Regions from separate parts of the Homo sapiens genome. Here region 1 is linked to region 2. A link is an interaction called in ENCODE POLR2A ChIA-PET data of the cell type or tissue named here. Cell type or tissue: Panc1. All regions are shown on one strand. Links, peaks and the distances in the headings refer to the core of each region. The heading gives the core; the rest is flanking DNA. Region 1 overlaps SEMA3C (semaphorin 3C). Region 2 has its middle 65 kb from the start of CD36.

The links. Peaks named below come from ENCODE experiments on the same cell type or tissue, not always from the same donor. Only the 100,000 strongest peaks of a DNase experiment are listed, where the experiment ranks them.
Region 1: POLR2A ChIA-PET joins it to region 2 with 9 read pairs; 1 of 35 experiments calls an interaction of 5 or more read pairs at or near these places.

What each region holds. Positions count from the first base shown.
Region 1 is chr7:80,860,311-80,864,714 of GRCh38, reverse strand. The region is part of intron 2 of SEMA3C (semaphorin 3C); the gene reads left to right. Among named protein-coding and RNA genes, the nearest start is that of SEMA3C, 57 kb to the left of the region's middle. In Panc1, for the core only: no CTCF peak of the experiment used is centred there; no DNase peak of the experiment used is centred there; H3K27ac peaks cover 1,349 bases.
Region 2 is chr7:80,701,134-80,705,537 of GRCh38, reverse strand. No RefSeq gene overlaps it. Among named protein-coding and RNA genes, the nearest start is that of CD36, 65 kb to the right of the region's middle. In Panc1, for the core only: no CTCF peak of the experiment used is centred there; no DNase peak of the experiment used is centred there; H3K27ac peaks cover 2,531 bases.

The DNA of each region.
Region 1 (4,404 bases), core at 195-4,194, 160 kb before region 2:
TTAGGAATCATCTGCATCTATGTGAATCTATGGGAGTAAGTTGAGTTTTATCTAATTGTCATATTTTGGAAGCTCTTGTAAGAGCCTCCTTACAACACCTTTCTTGTAAGGTGTTGGTGAGGGGCTTTTGTTTTTCTTTATTTTTTTCTTCTACATTGTGTCCTATTTTTCTTAATATATTTTCCCTATTACTAGCTAATTTAAGATTACTTTAGTAACAACATAATAACCCTTGTGTTAAGTTAAATATTGAATAAAAACTCTAAGGAAAGAGATACATTGTTTTTATCTTCTTTATTTTACTTTTTTATATTTTTTATTTTTTCATAAGTTATTGCGGTACAGGTGATATTTGGTTATATGAGTAAATTCTTTAGTGGTGATTTGCGAGATTCTGGTGCACCCATCACCTGAGCATTGTACACTGCACCATACTTGCAGTCTTTTATCCCTCACCCGCTCTCACTCTTCCCCCCAAGTCCCCAAAGTCCATTGTCTCATTCTTAACGCCTTTGCATCCTCATAGCTTAGCTCCCACATATCACTAACAGCATACAAAGTTTGGTTTTCCATTCCTGTGTTACTTCACTTAGAATAGTAGTCTCCAGTCTCATCCAGGTTGCTGCCAATGCTGTTAATTCATTCGTTTTTATGGCTGAGTAGTAGTCTGTCATTTATATATATGTGATATATATGTGATATACATGCGATATATATGTGATATACATGTGATATATGTGATATATATGTGATATACATGTGATATACATATTATATATGTGATATATATGATATATATGTGATATATATGTAATATATGTGTGATATATATGTGATACATATATATGTGATACATATGTATGTGATATGTGATATATATATCACATATCACATATATATGTATCACATATATATCAGATGGAATACTACTATATATATGATGGAATACTACTATATATATGATGGAATACTACTATATATGTGATATATATATCTGTGATATATATATCACATATATATGTGTGTGTATATATATGTGTGTATATATATATATGTGATATATATATACCACAGTTTCTTTATCTACTCGTTGATTGACGAGCATTTGGGTTGGTTCCCCAATTTTGCAATTGCGAATTGTGCTGCTATAAGCATGCCTGTGCAAGTACCTTTTTTCTATAACGAATTCTTTTCCTCCTGGTAGATACCCAGTAGTGGGATTGCTGGATCAGATGGTAGTCCTACTTTCAGTTCTTTAAGGAATCTCTACACTGTTTTCCATAGCGGCTGTACTAGTTTGCATTCTTACCAGTAGTGTAGAAGTGTTGCCTGTTCACCACATCCACACCAACATCTACTGTTTTTTTTTTTTTTTAATATTTTGATTATGGCCATTCTTGCAGGAGTAAGGTGGTATTCCATTGTGGTTTTGATTTGCATTTCCCTGATCATTAGTGATGTTGAGCTATTTTTTTTTTTTTTTTAAGATGGAGTCTCGCTCTGTCACCAGGCTGGAGTGCAATGGCACGATCTTGGCTCACTGCAACCTCTGCCTCCCAGGTTCAAGCAATTCTCCAGCTTCAGCTGTTCCTTTTGCTGTGCAAAACCCTTTAGCTTAATTAAGTCCCAACTATTTATCTTTATTTTTATTGAATTTGCTTTTTGGGTTCTGGGTCATGAAATTCTTGCCTTAGTCTAGAAGGGTTTTCCAGTGTTCTCTTTTAGAATTTTTATAGTTTCAGGTCTTAGGTTTAAGTCATTAATCCATCTTGAGTAGATTTTTGTATAAGAAGAGAGATGAGGATCCAGTTTCATTCTCCTCCATGTGGCTAGCCAATTATCCCAGCACCATTTGTTGAAAAGGATGTCCTTTCCCCACTTTATGTTTTAGTTTGCTATGTTGAAGATCAGTTGACTGTAAGTATTTGGGTTTATTTCTGGGTTCTCTATTCTGTTCCAGTGGTCTGTGTGCCTATTTTATACCAGTACCACGCTGTTTTGGTGACTATGGCCTTATAGTATAGTTTGAAATCAGGTAGAGTGATTCCTCAAGATTTGTTCTTTTTGCTTAGTCTTGCTTTGGCTATACAGGCTCTTTTTTGATTCCATGTGAATTTTAGAATTGTGTTTTTTCTAATTATGTGAAGAATGATGGTGGTATTTTGATGGGGATTGCATTGAATTTGTAGATTGCTTTTGGTAGTATGGTCATTTTCACAATATTGATTCTACCCATCCATGAGCATGGGATGTGTTTCCATTTGTTGGTGTTGTCTGTGATTTCTTTGAGCAGTGATTTGTAGTTTTCCTTGTAGAGGTCTTTTGACTCCTTGGTTAGGTATATTCCTAAGTATTTTATTGTTTTTTTGCAGCTATTGAAAAAGTGGTTGAGTTCTTGGTTTGATTCTCTGCATGGTCGCTGTTGGTACACAAGCTACTACTGACTTGTGTATCTTAGTCTTGTATCTGGAAACTTTGCTGAATTCTTTTATCAGTTCTAGGAGCTTTCTGGAGTCTTTAGGGTTTTCAAGGTAAATGGTCCTATCATCAGCAAACAGTGACAGTATGACTTCCTCTTTACCTATTTGGATGCCCTTTATTTCTTTCTCTTGTCTGATTGCTCTGGCTAGGACTTCCAGTACTATGTTGAAGAGGAGTGGTAAGAGTGTGCATTCTTGTCTCTTTCCATTTCTTAGATGGCATGGTTTCAGCTTTTCCCCATTCAGTGTTATGTTGGCTGTGGGTTTGTCATAAATGACTTTTATTATATTGAGGTAGGTACCTTGTATGTCGATTTTGCTGAGAGTTTTAATCATAAAGGGATGCTGGATTTTGTCAAATGCTTTTTCTGCATCTGTTGAGATGATCGTGTGATTTTGGTTTTAAAATCTGTTTATGTGATGTATCACATTTATTGACTTGCATATGTTAAACCAGACTTGCATGTGTTAAATCATCTGAGATGCATTGTTTAATTCAACACTGTATTCTTAGAGCCTAGTACAATGGTTGGTGAAGAATACTTACGCAAAAATATTCTTTGAAATAACAAATGTTGCAATTTAAATCATAGTTGCATTCTATAACCTTTGAGATCAGTCTTCTAAAGGCTTTAAATGTTTAAATTCATAGCTATTTAATTTGTGTGAACAGTGCTCAGTTTTGTTTTAAATCTACCTTGTTATATGTTTGACTTGACATATTGCCACAAATAACCTCTTATTAAATGTGATTTAGATATACAATGAAGTAACTTCTAAAATTTGGACATTTTATGGACTATTTAAAGGAAGGTCTAGAATATTGAAAACCATGGCAAGCAAATATGTAATATCATGCTATTAAGTGGCAAATTTAACTGAAACATATTATATATTATAAATAACTGAATCATTTTGTAATATATATAGTAAGTTTTCAGAACTAGTTGATCTAGAAGCTGTTGCCCTGTGAAAATACTCTATATGTATAAAAAATATGTATTTCTTTTCAATAATAGATAAACTGATGCTTTAGGAATAATTCTTAATAATCGAAGTTTTTCTGAACAGGGGAGAAAACATTTTTTTCATGCGTTTTATACTGAAAGTCTGCCCTGTAGTGCTGTTGTGAGGGAACAGGATGGCAAAGGAATGTTCATATTGGTATGTTCTCATTTTCTCATGTTTGATCAACTGGATAAAGGCCTTTGTTAATTAAGTGAAAATCCATATTATTTCTTTCAATATGCCTTTGATTTAAAGTCACACATAAACTATGTCAACATTACTGGCACTCAATAAACAAACATGAGTTAAAGAAGAATTGTTGAAAGTATGCTTCGAAGGTAACTACAGAAGAAAAGCACTCACCAAGCAGTAGGTCTCCCCAAACAGAATTTTTCAAACCCCACACCTGTCTTTATGGTATCCTATGAAAAGGACCTCATGAGCAAACAGATGTTTGTGTGGGTGGCCTCGTCTTCGCTGTTCATGCCTTTTGATTGAATGCACTTATCCGTTCTGTTTCTGTCACTGCTAGAAGAGTAATGACCATGGGCCCTTGACCTTGGCAGTTTGGGATCTCAAACCTCAACTCTGAATTTTTACCCATTAAGCTTAGATCTTGCTCTCTGATTGAGATCACTTTAACTCTATCAAATGGAAACAGGATAATGTCTCTGTAATACTCAGCTTGGTGAGCAGAGCTCAGGCTATAGTTTTTACTATGTTAAGTCAGTTTTCTCTACCACATTGCCGCTGTGTTTTAAGGGGTGCAGTTGGATCTATTGTATGTCCAGAGCCACATGTTAATGGAAATATGATGGTGCTGCACTGTGAAAGGAGACATGATAGACATGGTAATGTGTCTTGAGGAAGAAATAAAAGTATCATCAAAATATTAAGGCAGAAATTCAAAAATAGT
Region 2 (4,404 bases), core at 237-4,236:
ATATGAAAAGCAAGCACACTACTCTGATGATGCTCTCCTTTAGGTCTGTGCCTCACTAAAATTCAGAGACTTGTGGGTCAGTTTAGTTGTAACCCTGTACACACACACACACACACACACACACACACACACTTTCTCTCTCTCTCTCTCTCTCTCAGGTAGGGCAACACTGTAAACACACTCTCTTTCTCTTTTTCTCTCTCTCTCTCTCTCTCTCTCTTAGGTGGGGCAACCCTGTACACACACACGTGCACTCTCTCTCTCTCTCTCTCATACACACTTAATGGGCTGGCTGAAGGTGAAGGGTAAAACTGATGTTGATTTTCTTTAGGTATAAAATATTGCCCCTATTGCCCCTTCCACGTCTGATGCAATAGACCCACAAGTCTATTCTTCAGACATGATATGTGTAGGTTTTAAACGCTTATTTATCTTTTCAACATTTTTTATGACTTCTATATTGTCTGCCTCCAGCAATTCTTGTAGGAAATAGAGACAATTGTTCTCATTTGTGAAAACTCCATGTTAAAGCAAAATAAAATGTTTGGGGGAACACAAAGGATGTATAGTTACCTTGTACCTGGGTGAAAGAAGTGGGGAAGGGCAGAAAGTTCTTCTCTGCAGAAATAGCTGGCAGAAGTCTGAAAGATGAACAGCAGTTCTGGTTTTACTTTTTCTTTTTCTTTTTTCTTTTTTGAGACAGTGGAGTGCAGTGGTATGATCTTGACTCACTGCAACCTCTGCCTTCTGGGTTGAAGTAATCCTGCCACCTCAGCCTCCCAAGTCGCGGGGATTACAAGCGTGCGCCACCTCACCTTGCTAATTTTTGTATTTTTGTAGAGATGGGGTTTCACCATGTTGGCCAGGCTGGTCTTGAGCTCCTGGACTCAGGCAGTACTCTCCTTTTGGCCTCCCAAAGTGCTAGGATTACAGGTGTGAGCTGCCATGCCTGGCAAGAGTTCTGGTTTTCTACTGTATATCAAAGCATCCTCAATTTAGTGCATAAAACCACAATGATCCTTTATCATTATTATCTCTCATGGTTCTGGTGTGGACTGGACTCAGGTAGGTATTCCAGATGGGAGTTTCTGTTTATGGACTGAATGTTTGTGTCCATCCCTCACCCCCAAATTCATAATTGAAACTCTAACCCCCAAATGTAAGGTATTTGGAGATGGGGCCTCTTGGAGGTAATTAGGGTTAGTTGAAGTTATAAGGGTGAGACTCTGGTCCAATGGGATTAGTACTGACTATAAGAAGAGACACCAGGGCTAGCTCTCTCCCTCTGTCGTGTGAGGACACAGAGAGAAGACAGCTGTCTGCAAGACAGGAAGACAGCCCTCCGCAGAGCCCAATCACGGTGGAGCCCTGATGTTAGACTTTCAGCCTCCAGAACTCTGTGAAAATAAATATATTATTTAAGCCACCCAGTCTATAATATTTTGTTATGGAAGCTGAGCTGACTAGCACAGGAGTCTGTTGTTATAATGGGGTGGTGATTGCGGCTGAAGTCATCTCAAAAGCTTCCTCACTCACATGTTGAAGTGGGTTGAGAAGATTCATACAGCTGGAGACCAGATATGGGGTTCTGCAGGCATTTCTCTACCTCTATATGGCCTGTCTAGCATGGTGGTTTCAAGATAGCCAGGCTGATTACATAATGACCAGTGCTCCAAAGGGACAGTCTGAATAGAAAGACAAAGCCAGGCAGAAGCTGCGTCACCTTTTATGACCTGGCTAGGCAGTCATGCAACATCACTTCTGCTGCATACTAATAGTTAGAAGTATCTGCCTGCATTTATATGGGTGCTGGTCAGAGAGAGGAGGAAAAAGGAGGCTTATTGGGTAAGAAGCAGCATGGTGGGAGAGTGATCATAGAACATTTGAGTTATATCAAACTTATTCTTACAGTGTTATTCAAGCCACCAGATCCAATGAAATGCTTTTTTAGTCCTTATCTCACTTTGATACTATTAATACTAACCATTACCCTAAACCCCAGGAGGAGTCCATCCTTTGACTCCCACTGCATCACTCCTCTCCCGGGTTTTCTGTCTCCTCTCAGTCTGCTTTCCAGCTCATCACCTTCTAACATACCATAGCCAGTTACTCAGCAAATCCTGACATTTGTCTCCTTCATATTGCTCAAATCTATCCACTCCTCTCCATCTCCAATGTCAGCTCTCTTACTCTATGCCAATATCACTATTCCTTTCATTCAACACATATTTCCTGAGTACCTACTATGAGCCTATCACTGCCATAGGAGCTGGGTCTTATATACAAATAGACTAAAATGTCTGTTCTCTTGTTCTTCCTCCCTCTCTTTCTGCATATACAAGCACATAAACACAATTCTTAATTGCATGCAAACTTGTATCTATCTATCTATCTATCTATCTATCTATCTATCTATCTATTGAGAGAGAGAGGGAGAGAGAGAGCGTGAGCGCACACCTTGTTGGGAGATAAGCACAAGCAGAAAAAAGAGGAAAGGGTGGACTTGAGGTAGAATGCAAATTTAATAGTGATTAGGGATGACCTCATGGGAAGGTTATTTATTTATTTATTTATTTATTTATTTATTTATTTATTTATTTTTGAGACAGAGTTTTGCTCTTGTTGCCCAGGCTGGAGTGAAATGGTGAGATCTCAGCTCACTGCAACCTCGCCTCCCAGGTTCAAGTGATTCTCCTACCTCAGCCTCCCGAGTAGCTGGGATTACAGGCATGTACCACCATGCCTGGCTAATTTTGTATTTTTAACAGACAGGGTTTCTCCATGTTGGTCAGGCTCGTCTCAAACTCCCAACCTCAGTTGATCCCCTCGCCTCAGCCTCCCAAAGTTTTGGGATTACAGGCATGAGCCACTGCGTCCAGCCTGGGAAGGTTAGTTTTAAGCAAAAAAGTTGAATGGGATGAAGAAGAAAGCCATGAGTATATATAGTAATGTAGATCTTCCCTTTGGGCAGGGGGCAAAGCTAACACAAAGACCACGCAGTGGGAGTGTGCCTGGCATATGCAAGACTGGACAAATTTATCAGGGAATCTGGAACTGAGTGATGGACAGGGAAAGGAATAGAAAGTAAGATCAGAGTTAAAGGTGGAAGGTGGACCAATTACCTGTGATCTTGAAGGACATTTTGTGAACTTTGGCTTATACCCTGAGTTAGGGTTTTAGGCAGAGGAGTGACATGGAACAATATTTTAACAGGGACACTCACTGCTGGGTTGAGAATAGACTGTGGTGTAGGGGGTGAGGAGGGTGGCAAGATAGAAACATCCTTTCCACATAAGAATGATAGTGGTGGTTATGACCACTTGCCTAGAATTCCAATAGCAGAGGGATTTTTGTTTTAGTTTAAGGATAGAAAATATTTTAGCACACTCATTTGCTTAGGTGGAAGAATTAACCTTAGATAAAAAGGATAATACTTTCTGCACTGACACAAAATTGGAGAGATTTAGATGGCAATACATGAAAATAAGCCTGCTGGTGGATGAAAAGCAATCTGAGAAATTGCTGACAGGGTAGCCTGTTTGCTCTGTGAGTTACAGGGTGAAACTTGTGGGCTCTTTGGGCATGGTCCTGACAGGATGACAGCTGTCCTTCAGTCTCCAAACAATGATGTTAAGAGGGGTGAGCAGAATATGCCAAGGTTCTCTCTCAACTTATTAGAAGCCCCATTCTATGTTGCTTTAGACCCTGCTAAACTTAAGAGTATTCCCAAAGCATTTCTCTAACTTGAGCTTGAAAGTAGTATTGTAATAGACAAGGTTATTAATATATAACCACCTATATTCAAGACCTAGCCTCTTCTCTATTGCTCACTCTATGTAAATGATTCTGCTGCCATTCATTCTAGGGTTGCTCAAGGGAAAAGCTGTTTAATAACATATTAGCCCTTGCATTTTAGATGATCTGTTCTTACCATTTTCAACTTCAGAGTTTTCAATTAAAAGCACAGTTTGTTATATGGAGTGCCCTAACTTTTTTTTTGAAATGGAGTCTTGTACTGTCGCCCAGGCTGGAGTGCAGCGGCACGATCTCTGCTCACTGCAACCTCCACCTTCCGGGTTCAAACAATTCTCCTGCCTCAGCCACCCGAGTAGCTGGGACTACAGGCGCCCGCCACCACACCGGCTAATTTTTTGTATTTTTAGTAGAGACAGGGTTTCACCTTGTTAGCCAGGATGGCCTCGATCTCCTGACCTCGTGATCCGCCCACCTCGGCCACCCAAAGTGCTGGGATTGCAGGTTGAGCCACTGCGCCCGGCTGTAGTGTCCTAAATTTTATGGGGCACTGTGTGCAGTTGAAAATCATATGGGCCTTTATTTGTAGCCCATTTGCCTCTGCTCTGAAGGCTGGCTACTTATATCCTTGATGTGTTCCTGAAGCCATTA